3 separate regions of the Homo sapiens genome follow, and all the other regions are linked to region 2. A link is an interaction called in ENCODE POLR2A ChIA-PET data of the cell type or tissue named here. Cell type or tissue: OCI-LY7. All regions are shown on one strand. Links, peaks and the distances in the headings refer to the core of each region. The heading gives the core; the rest is flanking DNA.

The links. Peaks named below come from ENCODE experiments on the same cell type or tissue, not always from the same donor. Only the 100,000 strongest peaks of a DNase experiment are listed, where the experiment ranks them.
Region 1: POLR2A ChIA-PET joins it to region 2 with 14 read pairs; 8 of 35 experiments call an interaction of 5 or more read pairs at or near these places.
Region 3: POLR2A ChIA-PET joins it to region 2 with 11 read pairs; 11 of 35 experiments call an interaction of 5 or more read pairs at or near these places.

Annotation. Positions count from the first base shown.
Region 1 is chr11:118,818,422-118,823,816 of GRCh38, forward strand. It overlaps the pseudogene COX7CP3. Among named protein-coding and RNA genes, the nearest start is that of DDX6, 30 kb to the left of the region's middle. RefSeq lists an enhancer at 2,640-2,719. In OCI-LY7, for the core only: no CTCF peak of the experiment used is centred there; DNase peaks (open chromatin) are centred at 2,210 and 2,590; H3K4me3 peaks cover 1,086 bases; H3K27ac peaks cover 1,302 bases.
Region 2 is chr11:118,893,912-118,899,306 of GRCh38, forward strand. It overlaps CXCR5 (C-X-C motif chemokine receptor 5), which reads left to right. Exons shown (of 2, transcript NM_001716.5): 2 at 1-3,876. The coding sequence ends at 752. BCL9L (BCL9 like) reads right to left here. Exons shown (of 10, transcript NM_001378213.1): 10 at 2,225-5,395. The coding sequence ends at 4,504. Among named protein-coding and RNA genes, the nearest start is that of CXCR5, 13 kb to the left of the region's middle. RefSeq lists enhancers at 1,853-2,611, 4,231-4,738. In OCI-LY7, for the core only: CTCF peaks have their summits at 1,927 and 2,925; DNase peaks (open chromatin) are centred at 1,910 and 2,930; H3K4me3 peaks cover 3,056 bases; H3K27ac peaks cover 4,263 bases.
Region 3 is chr11:118,826,567-118,831,961 of GRCh38, forward strand. No RefSeq gene overlaps it. Among named protein-coding and RNA genes, the nearest start is that of DDX6, 38 kb to the left of the region's middle. In OCI-LY7, for the core only: no CTCF peak of the experiment used is centred there; no DNase peak of the experiment used is centred there.

The DNA.
Region 1 (5,395 bases), core at 300-5,299, 75 kb before region 2:
AAGTCATACCATTGTTTCATACTGCTTTCAAAAATGTTCTTTTGTTTTCCCTTATATTTAGCAAAATATTTTGTTGAGGACTCCAACTCATTTCATCTACAAACAAAAGTTTAAAAATCTATGCTTAGACCAAAGGGATGGAAAAAGAACAGCAAAGACACAGGAAACCTGAGGGAGGAGGAAACTGGGACAGATTCAGGACTGTTTGGCCAGCCAGTTCTTCCTGTAAGATATTCTCTTTCAAGAGCTAAGCTTTGGGGGTTCTAATTCTGTTTTAATAAAACACAGTGTTCCTTTACATAGTTGAACTGAATTGTTTTCCAACAAATATGAATTAAATTGCCTCATTATTTATTTAGGTTAAACAATTAAACTGTAAGCTTAAGAGGAAAGGGACCTTGTACATTCTTCAACATTATAGCCTCAGACATAACAGATGCTCAATAAATGTTTGGATAAATGAATGAATAAATAAATGAATCAGTTTCCTAAAACTTAGCAACTATCTATCATGACCTGATGTAGCATAGTTGGTTCATTATGCTGTGTCTCAAATTCAATGATCCAGGCCTTTCTCCTGAGTCTACCCCAAATACCATGAGACTATATTGGAGCTCTCTTGGGATTATACATGGAGGATCAATAGGCTGGACAACCCCACTCCCTCAGACAGTCAGCCTGGCACTGCCCTTATAGAGATCCTGGTCAAACAGTAGACATAGGCCAAGCACGGTGGCTCAAGCCTGTAATCCCAGCACTTTGGGAGGCCGAGTTGGGAGGATCACTTGAGGCCAGGAGTTTGAGACCAGCCTGGGCAACATGGTGAGACCTCATTTCCATTAAAAATAAAAAATTTAGCCATGCATGGTGTCATGCACCTGCACTTCCCAGCTATTCATGAGGCTGAAGCGGGATGATTTCTTGAGCCTGAGAAGTCAAGGCTACAGTAAGCTGTGATTAGCCTGGGCGACAGAGCGAGACCCTGTCTCAAAAAAAAAAAAAAAAAAGAGATAATTTATGAAAGAATATGTACACACACTCAGAATGATGCATGTGGCTTAACTGTTTACAAGTGTGAATAAATGGCTCATTTACATAGAGTATCACATTTAATCCTCTCAAAGCCCTAAGGGGCTTGTTATTATAATCTTCATTTTATAAATGAGGCAGTTCAGAGAAATGAGGTGAGTTGTTAAAGGTCACAACCAGTAATTGTTAAAGCCTCAATTTAAACTTAGGTCTGTCTAGAGCCTGAGATTTTAAGAATTATGTGTGCATAAATAATTTAAAAATTAAATTTTCTTTGGCTCTCAAGGACATGTATTTTTGCATCTGATTTCAATTAAGCTAAATACATTTGGTGCCGACTAGGTACCGAAGACATTTATATAACTTAAGATAATATCACAATGTATTTACCTTCTCTAAGCACTCCTTCAGCTTCCCTGATTAGGAGGCGGCTGGGCCTTGAAAGAAAACTTCCTTTCTGATGTACGGAACAGAGGACTAGGAGCCTGCGTGAGTAGGTCTTAGGGTGAAGGAAGCCTTTTCAGAAGGGGAGATGAGGGAGAGAGGAAAATGAATTGGCAGGAAAAAGGCAGAAAAGGTATATTTCAAGAGGGAAGTCTGAAAATTATTTCCATCAGAGCTTTCTGTGACTTGTTTTAATGATAGCCATCCAGGCTTTTTATTTTATTTATTTATTTTATTTTATTTTGAGATGGAGTCTCACTCTGTTGCCCAGGCTGGAGTAGAATGGCGCGATCTCAGCTCACTGCAACCTCCGCCTCCTGGGTTCAAGCGATTCTCCTGCCTCAGTCTCCTGAGTAGCTGGGACTACAGGCGCCCACTACCACACCCGGCTAATTTTTGTGGTTTTTTTAGTAGAGACAGGGTTTCACTATATTGGCCAGGCTGGTCTCAAACTCCTGAACTTGTGATCCACCCATCTCGGCCTCCCAAAGTGCTGCGATTACAGGCATGAGCCACCGCGCCTGGCCAGCCATCCAGTTCTTGAAGGCCAAAGAAAGCATAATAAACCTGAAGATTCTTGGCAGATCCTGGCATTGCTGGACTGCAGGGTGCATAAACACCCTGGGTGACAGATGACGTGGCCGGCCATCTCAGGCCCATCCCTGTGCACTGGGTCTGGACGGTGCCAGCTCCTTGGCAACACTGCAGGCTGTTATGACCCTGTGCCAGGGCGGGGGAGGGGCCGAGCACCAGGTGACGTGGCAACACCGCAGTCAAAGGAAAGCCATGCTAAGAGGCCACTGCCCCGCAGTCCTGTGACAGGCAAGGGGAATGCAGGAATATTGGGGAAGAGGGGAGGGGTGGAGGGGAAGGATCATTGTTGCACGGCTCTAGCAAGAAAGAAAATCTAAAATTCTGCTTCATGGCTCAGCTCCCAGCACAGCTAATGCTTGGAATGGACCAGTTGCCTGGACAGTTTCAATTATTTGTCATAAGCAGCTCAGGCCTTGGTGTGCAGATTTCCTTTGCCCCTCAGTTTCAGATAGCCCACTGTGGCCCCTGCTCATGATTCAGACTGAAATAGCTGCCTGTTTTGCATGCCAGTTAAGCCTGCATTTCAGTTCTTGTTTCTTTGAAAGGACCTGTCAGGGAAGCAGTATGAAATGTCAGGTTCCGGTTTGGTATTCCCCCTCTACCTTCAACCTTGTAGCTTGACTTTTGTGGGATTCCCACTCATGCTCAGAGTCCCCTCATGCGAATAGGCTTATCTAATTCACAAGTAGCTCGGTGATGTGATGATGCCTGGCCCTGTGAAATCATATTTTTTCACCTTACATCACCTTCCATGGACTGGCTGGAATTCAGATTAGTTAGCCATCCCATTCTTGCTTGGACATGCTTATTAAAGATAGAGGATATTGGCCAGGCGCAGTGGCTCATGCCTGTAACCCCAGCCCTTTAGGAGGCTGAGGCAGGTGAATCATCCAAGGTCAGGAGTTCAAGACCAGCCTGGCCAACGTGGTGAAACTCCGTCTCTACTAAAAATACAAAAAATTAGCCGGGTGTGGTGGCACGCACCTGTATTCCCAGCTACTCGGGAGGCTGAGGCAGGAGAATTGCTTGAACCCAGGAGGCAGAGGTTGCAGGGAGCCGAGATCGTGCCACTGCCCTCCAGCCTGGGCAACAGAGTGGGACTCCATCTCAAAAAAAAAAAAAGGCATTATCAATTATCAAGGAATTATCAATTTCTTCCTACAAAATAACTGAGGAGTCCTACATAGATCTTTACAATTGTCTGTGTAGAAGTTCAAACTCCTGAAAGTTGGCTAGTCCTTGTTCATATCTACCCCATACCTGTGTTAATACCGTTTACATTTACTCTTTCAGACACAGGGGAACAAGGTCCTGAGCAAAGGAGGACTTGGTATGAACAAGTGGGTTTGGTGCCGCCATTGCTTCTGGCTTGGGTCTCTGCAACTTTGGTGGAGCTTCCAAGAGCTCCATGTGGGGACGGAGCATTAGATGGTTGACAACATCTGTGGTCTGCAGGAGCCACTATGCGGAGGGCCCAGGGAAGAATTTGCCATTTTCAATGAAAAACACGTGGCAGTTACTAATTATGATGACTTTGTACTGGGATCGGGATCTGCGGCACCCTTCTTTAAAGTAAAACACCAACTGCTTAAGAAATAAGAATGTTTTAGTTTATCCATTGAACAGACATGAAGAGTGTTTCAAGAGATGCAATCCCTTTGAAAAATGGATCAAACTCTTGAACTCATGTAGCATACTAGATATGTTTGTGAATAAACTCATGACATGAAAAATCAGTCAATCAATTTAGCCTTGGACATAAATAGATAATGGCTTCTCATTCCCCGTTTACAGTGGCCCCTCCTTCTCTTGTCTTTTCCAAATACAAGACCGCTTAGATCTTTATCATCATCCTGAGGAGCTGATATTCAAGATTATATGTAAGACATGGGGAACTTGAACTCAGAGGGGTTTTTTTGTGTTTGTGTGTGTGTGTGTGTGTGTGTGTGTGTGTGTGTGTGTGTGACAAGGTCTCACTGCTGCCCAGACTGAGTGCTGTGGCACAGTCACAGCTCACTGTAGCATCAACCTCCTGGGCTCAAGCGATCCTCCTACCTCAGCCTCCTGAGTAGCTGGGACCACAGGTATGCACCAGTATGCTCGGCTAATATTTTTATATTTTGTAGAGACAGGGCTTTGCCATGTTGTCCAGACTGGTCTTGAATTCCTGGACACAAGTAATCTTCCTGTCTTGGCCTCCCAAAGTGCTGGGATTACAGGTGTGAGCCACCGTGCCCAGCCAGAATTGGAGATTTTTAAATACAGAAATTCTCAAGTGCTTTGCCCAGGAAGGGCTACATTTGTCAACTTTTCTGGCTGCTGGAGCAGGTCAGAGAGGGCTAATATTCCTGTCAGAGGTGGTAGATTTCCTCTGACCCCATTTGTTCATCTCTACACTTTCTGAAGAAAAGTCCCTTTTCAGATGTCTATATATTTTTAAATATTCTCATTATTTAGAAAGCTCCTTTCTTTATGTTCTGAGTGAATTACTCCCATGTGTTAAGAGTTGGGAAGTGATAGGAAAGGTAGGGTCCAAGGAAAGTAGTCAAAATTGATCAAGGACCCAGCTGAAAGATAAATGAAGTTGAACAGTTCACAAAAGAGGAAATATATTGGGCTAAAAGACACGTGGGAAAATGTTCAACTTCACTAATAACAAAAGAAATGCAAATTTTAAGAACCAGGTACCGTTTCATCTATAAAATTTGCAAAAGTTAAAAATGTGTGGCCTGGCGCAGTGGCTCATGCCTATAATTCCAGCACTTTGGGAGGCCAAGGTGGGTGGATCATGAGGTCAGGAGTTCGAGACCAGCCTGGCCAAAGTGGTGAAACTCCGTCTCTACTAAAAATACAAAAAATTAGCTGGGCATGGTGGCAGGCACCTGTAATCCCAGCTACTTGGGAGGCTGAGGCAGAGAATTGCGTGAACCTGGGAGGCGAAGTTTGCAGTGAGCCGAGATTGCACCACTGTGCTCCAGCCTGGGCAACAGAGCAAGACTCCATCTCAAAAAAAAAAAAAAAAAAGGGTTGGGGGTGGTGAGAAAATACCCAGTATTGGCAAGCATGCAGTGTGGTGGCTGTCTTTATGCCCTGCTAGTGGTGGGCTAAATTGATGCCACTTTTAGGGAAACCATCTGGTGATGCGTATCAATCATATTCCTGTTAAATTATCCTAAGAAAGTTATCCAGAACATAACACAAATTTATTCACAATGATGCAGCGTTATTTATAAGAAAAAATGGGAATAACTTAAGTATCAAAAAATATGAGACTGGTTAAATAAATGATAATATATTCTCACAGTAGAACACTAATGCAACTGTTGGG
Region 2 (5,395 bases), core at 14-5,013:
AAACTGTGATTGCCCTGCACAAAGTCAACTTCTACTGCAGCAGCCTGCTCCTGGCCTGCATCGCCGTGGACCGCTACCTGGCCATTGTCCACGCCGTCCATGCCTACCGCCACCGCCGCCTCCTCTCCATCCACATCACCTGTGGGACCATCTGGCTGGTGGGCTTCCTCCTTGCCTTGCCAGAGATTCTCTTCGCCAAAGTCAGCCAAGGCCATCACAACAACTCCCTGCCACGTTGCACCTTCTCCCAAGAGAACCAAGCAGAAACGCATGCCTGGTTCACCTCCCGATTCCTCTACCATGTGGCGGGATTCCTGCTGCCCATGCTGGTGATGGGCTGGTGCTACGTGGGGGTAGTGCACAGGTTGCGCCAGGCCCAGCGGCGCCCTCAGCGGCAGAAGGCAGTCAGGGTGGCCATCCTGGTGACAAGCATCTTCTTCCTCTGCTGGTCACCCTACCACATCGTCATCTTCCTGGACACCCTGGCGAGGCTGAAGGCCGTGGACAATACCTGCAAGCTGAATGGCTCTCTCCCCGTGGCCATCACCATGTGTGAGTTCCTGGGCCTGGCCCACTGCTGCCTCAACCCCATGCTCTACACTTTCGCCGGCGTGAAGTTCCGCAGTGACCTGTCGCGGCTCCTGACGAAGCTGGGCTGTACCGGCCCTGCCTCCCTGTGCCAGCTCTTCCCTAGCTGGCGCAGGAGCAGTCTCTCTGAGTCAGAGAATGCCACCTCTCTCACCACGTTCTAGGTCCCAGTGTCCCCTTTTATTGCTGCTTTTCCTTGGGGCAGGCAGTGATGCTGGATGCTCCTTCCAACAGGAGCTGGGATCCTAAGGGCTCACCGTGGCTAAGAGTGTCCTAGGAGTATCCTCATTTGGGGTAGCTAGAGGAACCAACCCCCATTTCTAGAACATCCCTGCCAGCTCTTCTGCCGGCCCTGGGGCTAGGCTGGAGCCCAGGGAGCGGAAAGCAGCTCAAAGGCACAGTGAAGGCTGTCCTTACCCATCTGCACCCCCCTGGGCTGAGAGAACCTCACGCACCTCCCATCCTAATCATCCAATGCTCAAGAAACAACTTCTACTTCTGCCCTTGCCAACGGAGAGCGCCTGCCCCTCCCAGAACACACTCCATCAGCTTAGGGGCTGCTGACCTCCACAGCTTCCCCTCTCTCCTCCTGCCCACCTGTCAAACAAAGCCAGAAGCTGAGCACCAGGGGATGAGTGGAGGTTAAGGCTGAGGAAAGGCCAGCTGGCAGCAGAGTGTGGCCTTCGGACAACTCAGTCCCTAAAAACACAGACATTCTGCCAGGCCCCCAAGCCTGCAGTCATCTTGACCAAGCAGGAAGCTCAGACTGGTTGAGTTCAGGTAGCTGCCCCTGGCTCTGACCGAAACAGCGCTGGGTCCACCCCATGTCACCGGATCCTGGGTGGTCTGCAGGCAGGGCTGACTCTAGGTGCCCTTGGAGGCCAGCCAGTGACCTGAGGAAGCGTGAAGGCCGAGAAGCAAGAAAGAAACCCGACAGAGGGAAGAAAAGAGCTTTCTTCCCGAACCCCAAGGAGGGAGATGGATCAATCAAACCCGGCGGTCCCCTCCGCCAGGCGAGATGGGGTGGGGTGGAGAACTCCTAGGGTGGCTGGGTCCAGGGGATGGGAGGTTGTGGGCATTGATGGGGAAGGAGGCTGGCTTGTCCCCTCCTCACTCCCTTCCCATAAGCTATAGACCCGAGGAAACTCAGAGTCGGAACGGAGAAAGGTGGACTGGAAGGGGCCCGTGGGAGTCATCTCAACCATCCCCTCCGTGGCATCACCTTAGGCAGGGAAGTGTAAGAAACACACTGAGGCAGGGAAGTCCCCAGGCCCCAGGAAGCCGTGCCCTGCCCCCGTGAGGATGTCACTCAGATGGAACCGCAGGAAGCTGCTCCGTGCTTGTTTGCTCACCTGGGGTGTGGGAGGCCCGTCCGGCAGTTCTGGGTGCTCCCTACCACCTCCCCAGCCTTTGATCAGGTGGGGAGTCAGGGACCCCTGCCCTTGTCCCACTCAAGCCAAGCAGCCAAGCTCCTTGGGAGGCCCCACTGGGGAAATAACAGCTGTGGCTCACGTGAGAGTGTCTTCACGGCAGGACAACGAGGAAGCCCTAAGACGTCCCTTTTTTCTCTGAGTATCTCCTCGCAAGCTGGGTAATCGATGGGGGAGTCTGAAGCAGATGCAAAGAGGCAAGAGGCTGGATTTTGAATTTTCTTTTTAATAAAAAGGCACCTATAAAACAGGTCAATACAGTACAGGCAGCACAGAGACCCCCGGAACAAGCCTAAAAATTGTTTCAAAATAAAAACCAAGAAGATGTCTTCACATATTGTATTTATATATTTATATTTATATATATATTTATATAATGGTACAAAATGGCTGGGGGTGTGGCCATGGATGGAGGGAAGAGTAGGCTGGCCTGTGGCGTGGGTGGGAGGAGAGGGGACGGAGAGGGCACTCGGCCCGCTGCAATCTGACCCCTCTCTCCTCAGGGCAGGAAACACAGAGTCAGACAGTTTGGGGGGGTCTTGGGCCAGGGGTGGAGGGCTCAAGGGCACAGGGCCCAGGCTGAGGCAGGGCGGGCAAAGCGCCTGGCAGGATGAAGGGCAAGTGGCCCCCCAAACACAGAGGCCCTGGCCATGGACCCTGGGAGGTGACCGGGGTGAGTCAGGGGCCTGTTGTCAGCCCCAGAGGAAGCGCTGGACCTGGCCGATGGTGGGCCGAGAGGACAGCACCAGGCTGGGAGAAGTGGGGCGAGTTCCCTTTGTATTACAGCTGCCAGTGCAAGACCAGGCCCTCCAGGCCAGGAAGGCTAGGGACGGGTCCTGGTAGAAGACACCCTGTCTAGAATGGCCCTTGGTCCTGGAGGTGGGGCGCAAAAGGCCTCAGCCAGGGAACTGCCCTGCCACCTCCCGAGGCAGGAAAGGAAGTGAGAAAAGGAGAAGTTTTTTTACTCCTGGGGCCAAAGTAGGGGGACAAACACCCAGTCGTATATGGCTTCAGCTCTGACCAAAGGCGGATAGGGAGCTCTCCTGGGTAGGAGCAGGGAGCCAAGGGGGAGGCAGTGGCTGTGCCTGGGTGGGCACAGACAGATCTGGTACATGGCCCTGAGCCCTGGGCAGAGGGACAACCTTGCCGGTGAGTGGGCAGGCAGAGAGGAGGCGGCAGGATGCTGTTTCCCCGATTCCATCCTCAGGGAGTGGAGACTGGAGGGGAGGTGCACTGACTCAGATGAACTGTTCTCCCCCTTCTTTGATAAGAAGTAGGTGGCAGCAGCCTCTGGAAAAGTCAGGGCCCTGGAGGTTACCTGGCCCAGGGCTACTACAGCCACAGGCCCCAGTGGCACCATGCCACCCCTTCCATGGCTCCACTCAAGGGGGCCACACAGCCACCGCCTCTTCCTCCTTTCCTTCATCCCAAACTGGGACAAAAGACTTCAAGTTCTGGCTAAGATGTAGCAGCAGCGGATGCCCGGGCATCCAAAGTGGAAAGCCAGGGCCCCGTGTCACCGGTGTGGGCAAACACACATGCACGTGCACACATGTTCTCCCTGAATCACTCAGCAGCAGACAGGCTGCCGCCCTGGGGGTCTCAGCCCTGCTAGGGCTCACCAGGTGGAAGCCTAGGTGGTCTGACCTCAGTTTAGGAGTGGGTCATTTACGTCATCTTACCATTTGGGGACGAGACAGGAATGGTATCCCTTAGGGACCCAGAGACACTGCAAACAGTGGGTGGCCATGTAGGGCTGCATGTCCCTGGGTCCAGGGGAATGGAGGGAGCAATAACTTGAAGAAGGGGGGAAGGGTTTCTTTTATCCTTTTTTTTTTGTGTGACTTCTATCAAAACACAGAAATACAGCACACGCACAAACCAGCACAAAAGCGCAGCGCTCTATTTACAGCTCCGGCTGGCACCTGCCCACCTGGCCAGCCGCCTGCAGGGAGGGGTGGGAGAGGGGTCAGCCACATCAGCAGGGAAAGGATACGAAGCAGGTAAAGACAGAAGGAAAATGGGCGGGTGCGGAGAAACCAAGAGGGAGGTGGAGCTCCAGCAATGCGGACACGAGGAGACAGGAGCAGAAGGGGCTGGGGGAGACCTGACCTGTCCTTCCTCTCTCCCCCCAGATTCCCATCCAGGACTCCAAAAGCATAGCTGAAGGGGGTGTGGCGGGTGCAGGGATGCACGGAAAGAGGTAAAATAGAGAGGCTCCATAGGAATTGGGAGGAGTGGGGGAGGGGCAGTCCTGGTGGCCGAAATGGAACCAACCCCAATGCAAAATCCCCCACCCCACACTGCCACTTCCCCCTAAGCTGCCAGCACATCTGGTTTCCACAAATGCCACTCCCTACACAAGCCCCCTCCCACCCCCTCCACCCCACCCCGCGACCCAGGCCATCCCAACATTGAGGGGAAGAACTTTGTTAAGGTTATCGTATTTGCAACATTGCCCCGGCTCCAGCCCTGGCAGCGACTTCTAGAAGGGCAGGTTGGCCATGCCGCCTGGTGCCGGGAGGTAGCCCATCTGGCTGTCCAGGGACACACTGCGCTGCCGAAGGGGGTGGGACACCATGAGGTTCTGCTGGGGCGGGGGGCCCATGAGGGAGCCCTGCGGGGAGAGCATGTGGGGCGGCTGGCTGTAGACCTCGCCCCCCACGCCCCGCTGCTTCATCAGCATGAAATTCTGCTGGGTCATGAGGCCTTGTGGAGGGGACATGACCCCCTGGTGCAGGCCATGGGGCACCATCCCCTGCTGTGGGGGCACGCCTGTCCTGCCCAGCAAGGACATCTGTCCAGGGTGGCACATGGACATGTTGAGCCCCCGCTGGACGCCCTGCTGGCCTGGGAGGTTGGGAGGCCGAGAGGGAGTCTGCTCCGCCATCATGTTCTGCAGGTTCATGAGATGCAGATTAGGGGGCTGAGCCTTGGGGGGCTGGTTCTCGCTCTTGGGGAAGTACTGGAGGGTGCTGCTTGGCTTCTCAGAGGGGATGATCCTCGACAAGTCGAACTCGGGGATCCCCGTTGGGGTGGGCCGGATCACCTCGCTCAGCTCGGGGTCGTTCAGCACTGATGCCACCCCAGGGAGCACACCCGGTGGGTATGCGTCGCCCATGCGCCCAGCCATGGCTTTGCCCATCAGGTGCTGCTGGGGAGGCATGGGGCCTGGCGGCTGGTTGGGCAGGTCCTCGGGAGGCAGGGCCATGCCTGACGGGTAGTGCTGCTGCAGGCCAGGCCCCCCGCCCCCACCCCCAGTGGGGGCCATGGCACCATGGGGCTGCTGCAGCCGAGGGGGGAAGGGCATCATCTGGGAGGAGCTGGGCACTGGGCCACAGGGGGCATTCAGGGAGTCGGGGCCCCCTGGGGCCATC
Region 3 (5,395 bases), core at 110-5,109, 67 kb before region 2:
TTCCACTCCAGCCTGAGCAACAAGAGCGAAACTCCGTCTCAAAAAAAAAAAAAAGAAAGAAAGAAAGAAAGAAAAGAAAGAAAAAAAAATGGGGAAAGATTTGAATAGAAATTTCTGCAAAGAAGATATATAAATATTGCTGCCGTAACAAATGTAGTGGCTTAACCCAATACCACTTTATTATCTTACAGTTCTGGAAGTCAGGAGCTCAACATGGGTAGAAATGGAAAGTGACTGCTAATGAGTATAGGGCTCCTTTTTGGGGTGAGGAAAATATCCTAAAATTAATTGTAGTGATTTTTTTGGTAGAGACAATGTTTCATCATGTTGCCCAGGCTGGTCTCAAACTTCTGGGCTCAAGTGATCTGCCTGCTTCCGTGGTTGCACAGCTCTGTAAATAAACTAAAAAACCGTTTTGTATGTACCCCATCTTGGGTTGTTTGGGATTTTCTTGTTTGTTTGTTGTTTTGTTTTGTTTTTGTTTTATTTTGTTTTGTTTTGTGACAGGGTCTCACTTTGTCACCCAGGCACATACAGGCTGGAGTGCAGTGGTACCATCACAACTCACTGAAGCTTCAACCTCCTGGACCCAAGGGATTCTCCCACCTCAGCCTCCCAAGTAGCTGAGACACAGGCATGCGCCACCATACCTGGCTAATTTTGTTAAGAAATGAGGTCTCTCTGTGTTGCACAGTCTGGTCTCCAACTCCAGGGCTCAAGTGATTGCCCCACTTCCGCCTCTCAAAGTGCGGGATTATAGGCATGAGCCACCACACCCAGCCTGTATGTGTACTTTAAATGGGTACATTGCATGGTATGTAAACTACGTCTCAATAAAGCTGTTAAAAAATAACAAATGAGGCCAGACGTGGTGGCTTCTGCCTGTAATCCCAGCACTTTGGGAGGCCAAGGCAGGCGGATCACAAGGTCAAGAGATCGAGACCATCCTGGCCAACATGGCGAAACCCTGTCTCTACTAAAAATACAAAAACTTAGCCAGGTGTGGTGGCACGTGCCTATAGTCCCAGCTACTCGGGAGGCTGAGTCAGGAGAATTGCTTGAACCTGGGAGGTGGAGGTTGCAGTGAGCCAAGACCATGCCACTGCATGCCAGCCTGGGAGACAGAGTCTTACTCTGTCTCAAAAAACAAAAACAAAAACAAATAAACAAAAAAAACAAATGAATGACTCCTAAGTAGGATGCTGTATCAATTTAACAAAAACACACCACAAATGGACTTAAAGAATAAAGGAAATGTATTGGCTCATTTAACTGAAAAGTATAGAGGAAATAAAGACTTTAGGTGTGGTACAGTCAAAACCTCCTTCCCCAGCAGTTGGAGCTCCAACTGTACATGCTGCTACACAGTTGAGGGAGAGTGAAATGGATATTGTGGAGACAACACCCACTATGACCATCCACTATGGTCCTAAGGGCAAAGAGAAAACAGGTGGCTCACGGCTGGGCGCAGTGGCTCATACCTGTAATCCCAGCACTTTGGGAGGTCGAGGCAGGCAGATCACTTGAGTCCAGGAGTTTGAGACTAGCCTGGGAAACATGGCCTGTCTCTATAAAGAATACAAAAAATTTAGCTGGGTGTGGTGGCACACGTCTATAGCACTAGCCTGGGCGACAGAGTGACACCCTGTCTCTACATTTTTTAAATAAATAAATAAATTGAAAAAATATATAGTAAAAAAGAAGAAAACAGAAGGGCAGGCCTGGCATGGTGGCTCATTCCTGTAATCCCGGCATTTTTGGAGGCTAAGATGGGAGGATCACTTGAGACTTTGAGAACAGCCTGGGCAACATATGAAGACCCCATCGCTATAAAAAAATTTTTTTTAATACTTTGGGAGGCCAAGGCAGGCAGATCACTTAAGCCCAGGAGTTTGAGACCAGCTGGGCAACATGGTGAAACCTTGTCTCTACTAAAAAACAAACAAACAAACAAAACAATTTTTTTAATCAAAAAGAAGGGCTAGGCACGGTGGTTTACTCCTGTAATCCCAGCACTTTGGGAGGCCAAGGCAGGCAGATCATCTGAGGTCGGGAGTTGGAGACCAGCCTGGCCAACATGGTGAAACCCCATCTCTACTAAGAATACAAAAATTAGCCAAGTGTGGTGGCATGCGCCTGTAATCCCAGCTATGTGGGAGGCTGAGGTGGGAGGATCACTTGAGCCCAGGAGGCGAAGGTTGCGGTGAGCCAAGATTGCACCACTACACTCCAGCCTGGGTGACAGAGCGAGACTGTGTCTCAAAAAATAATAATAAAATAAATAAATAAATCAAAAAGAAAATAAAGAAAGAAAACAGAAGGGCAAGTTCAAAGACAAATAGCAGAGCATGTGTGTACCAGTCATAGGAGCAATTCTCAGGAGGGCGAAGCCCTCTTTAGACTAAAAAGAGAAACAACTAAAGACTGTAATAAAGAACACTGTCCTTTAGGCCGGTCGCGGTGGCTCACGCCTGTAATCCCAGCACTTTGGGAGGCTGAGGCGGGCAGATCACAAGGTCAGGAGATTGCGACCATCCTGGCTAACATGGTGAAACCCTGTCTCTACTAAAAATACAAAAAATTAGCCAGACGTGCTGGCAGGCACCTGTAGTCCCAGCTACTCTGGAGAATGAGGCAGCAGAACGGCATGAACCCGGGAGGCAGAGCTTGCAGTGAGCCGAGATCGTGCCACTGCACTCCAGCCTGGGTGACAGAGTGAGACTCTGTCTCAAAAAAAAATAAAAAATAAAAAGACACTGTCCTTTAAACACTTCAAAAGTGTTTAGGATTGACTGCTAATGGAGTATGAAAATGTTCTAAAATTAGATGGTAGTGATGGTTCCACAGGCTTGTAAATATACTAAAAAAGATTGAGGTCTAGCACGGTGGCTCACACCTGTAATCCCAACACTTTGGGAGGCTGAGGAGGTCAGATCACCTGAGGAGTTCAAGACCAGCCTGACCAAAATGGCGAAATCCTGTCTCTACCAAAAAATACAAAAAAATTAGCCAGGTGTGATGGTGCACACCTGAAGCCCCAACTACTCAGGAAGCTGAGGTGGGAGAATTGCTTGAACCAGGATGTGGAGGTTGCAGTGAGCTGAGATCTTGCCACTGCACTCCAGCCTGGGCGACAGAGTGAGACACTGCCTCAAAAAAAAAAAAAAGTTAATGATCGCTGGGTGCAGTGGCTCATGCCTGTAATCCCAGCACTTTGGGAGGCTGAGGCGGGTGGATCACCTGAGGTCAGCAGTTCAAGACCAGCCTGGCCAACATGGTGAAACCCCGTCTCTACTAAAAACACAAAAATTAGCCGGGCATGATGGTGGGTGCCTGTAGTCCCAGCTACTTGGGAGGCTGAGGTGGGAGAATCACTTGAATCTGGGAGGCGGAGGTTTCAGTGAGCTGTGATCACGCCATTGTGCTCCAGTCTGGGCAACAAGAAAGACTCTGTCTCAAAAAAAAAAAAAAAAAAAAAAAGATTGAATTGTACACTTGAATATGTGTATTCTTTTTTTTTTCTTTGAGACGGAGTCTCACTCTGTCGCTCAGGCTGGAGTGCAGTGGTGAGATCTCTGCTCACTGCAAGCTCCGCCTCCCGGGTTCACGCCATTCTCCTGCCTCAGCCTCCCAAGTATCTGGGACTGCAGGCACCTGCCACCACGCCCGGCTAATTTTTTGTATTTTTAGTAGAGACAGGGTTTCACCATGTTAGCCAGGATGGTCTTGATCTCCTGACCTCGTGATCCACCTGCCTCGGCCTCCCAACGTGCTGGGATTACAGGCATGAGCCACCGCGCCCAGCCAAGTATGTGTATTCTTTAAATGATATGTGATGGACCAGGCACAGTGTCTCATGCCTGTAAGCCCAGCAGTTGGGGAGGCTGAGGTGGGAGAATCACTTGAGCCCAGGAGTTTGAGACCAGCCTAGGCAACGTAGTGAGACCCCATCTCTACTAAAAAAACAAAATTAGCTGTGCATGATAGTGTATGCATCTGTAGTCCCAGCTACTTGGAAGGAGGCAGGAGGATTGCTTGAGCCCAGGTGATTGAGGCTGCAGTGAGCTTTGACCGTACCACTGCACTCCAGCCTGGGAGACAGAGTGACATGCTGTCTCAGAAAAAAAAAAAAACAAACTTAAATAATATGTGAATTCTACTTCAATGAAGCTGGATTTCATAGTTTAGAGCAAGTAGGTAAGATATTAATCTAGTGCTTGGGCACATGGAGCCAGGAGAAAGGAGTTAAATGTAAACTGAAGCCCAAAGTGTGGGAAAGATAGTAAGTGAGCCTCTGTGTATTTCAAGGAGTTCAAGACTCTTGGGCCCAGATAAATTACCTCCTAGGGCACTGAAAGAACTTGTAGGTGTAGTAATTATTTAAACTAATTTATGAGAAATTATGGAGAATTGGGTGAGAGAAGAAAAGTTTTGGAGACAAGTACACATGGATTTTTTTTTTTTTGAGATGGAGTCTCACTCTGTCCCCCAGGATGGAGTCCAGTGGCATGATCCCGACTTACTGCAACCTCTGCCTCCCAGGTTCAAGCGATTCTCCTGCCTCAGCCTCCCGAGTAGCTGGGACTACAGGCATGTGCCACCACGTCCAGCTAATTTTTGTAATTTTAGTAGAGATGGGGGTTTCACCATTTTGGCCAGAATGGTCTCGATCTCTTGACCTCATGATCCACCCACTTCGGCCTCCCAAAGTGCTGGGATTACAAGCATCAGCCACCGCACCCAGCCCCCAAACGTGGATTTATTTATTTTGTGTGTTTGTATATGTTTAGTTTTATTGTAACAAACCAACTTGTACATTTTTGTTTTGTTTTGTTTTTGTTTTTGTTTTTGAGACAGTCTCACTCTGTTGCCCTGGCTGGAGTGCAGTGGCATGATCTCAGCTCACTGCAGCCTTTGCCTCCCGGGTTCAAGTGATTCTACTGCCTCAGCCTCCCCAGTAGCTGGGACTGCAGGTGCACGCCACCACACCTGGCCAATTTATTTTTATTTTTATTTTTATTTTTAGTAGAGACAGGATTTCGCCATGTTGGCCAAGCTGGTCCCAAACTCCTGACCTCAGTTAATCCACCCTCCTTGGCCTCCCAAAGTGCTGGGATTGCAGGTGTGAGCCACTGCGCCTGGCCACAAGGCAACTTGTACATTTTTAACGTTTAAAACTGAGCATCTGGGCCAGGGGTTGTGGCTACCTGCTGTAATCCCAGCCCTTTGGGAGGCCCCAGCTGGAAGATGGCTTGAGTTCAGGGGTTTGAGATCAGCCTGGGCAACATGGTGAAACTCCATCTCTACAAAAAATACAAAAATTAGCCAGGCATGGTGGCACACACCTGTACTCCCAGCTACTAGGGAGGCTGAGGTTGGAGGATGGATTGAGCCT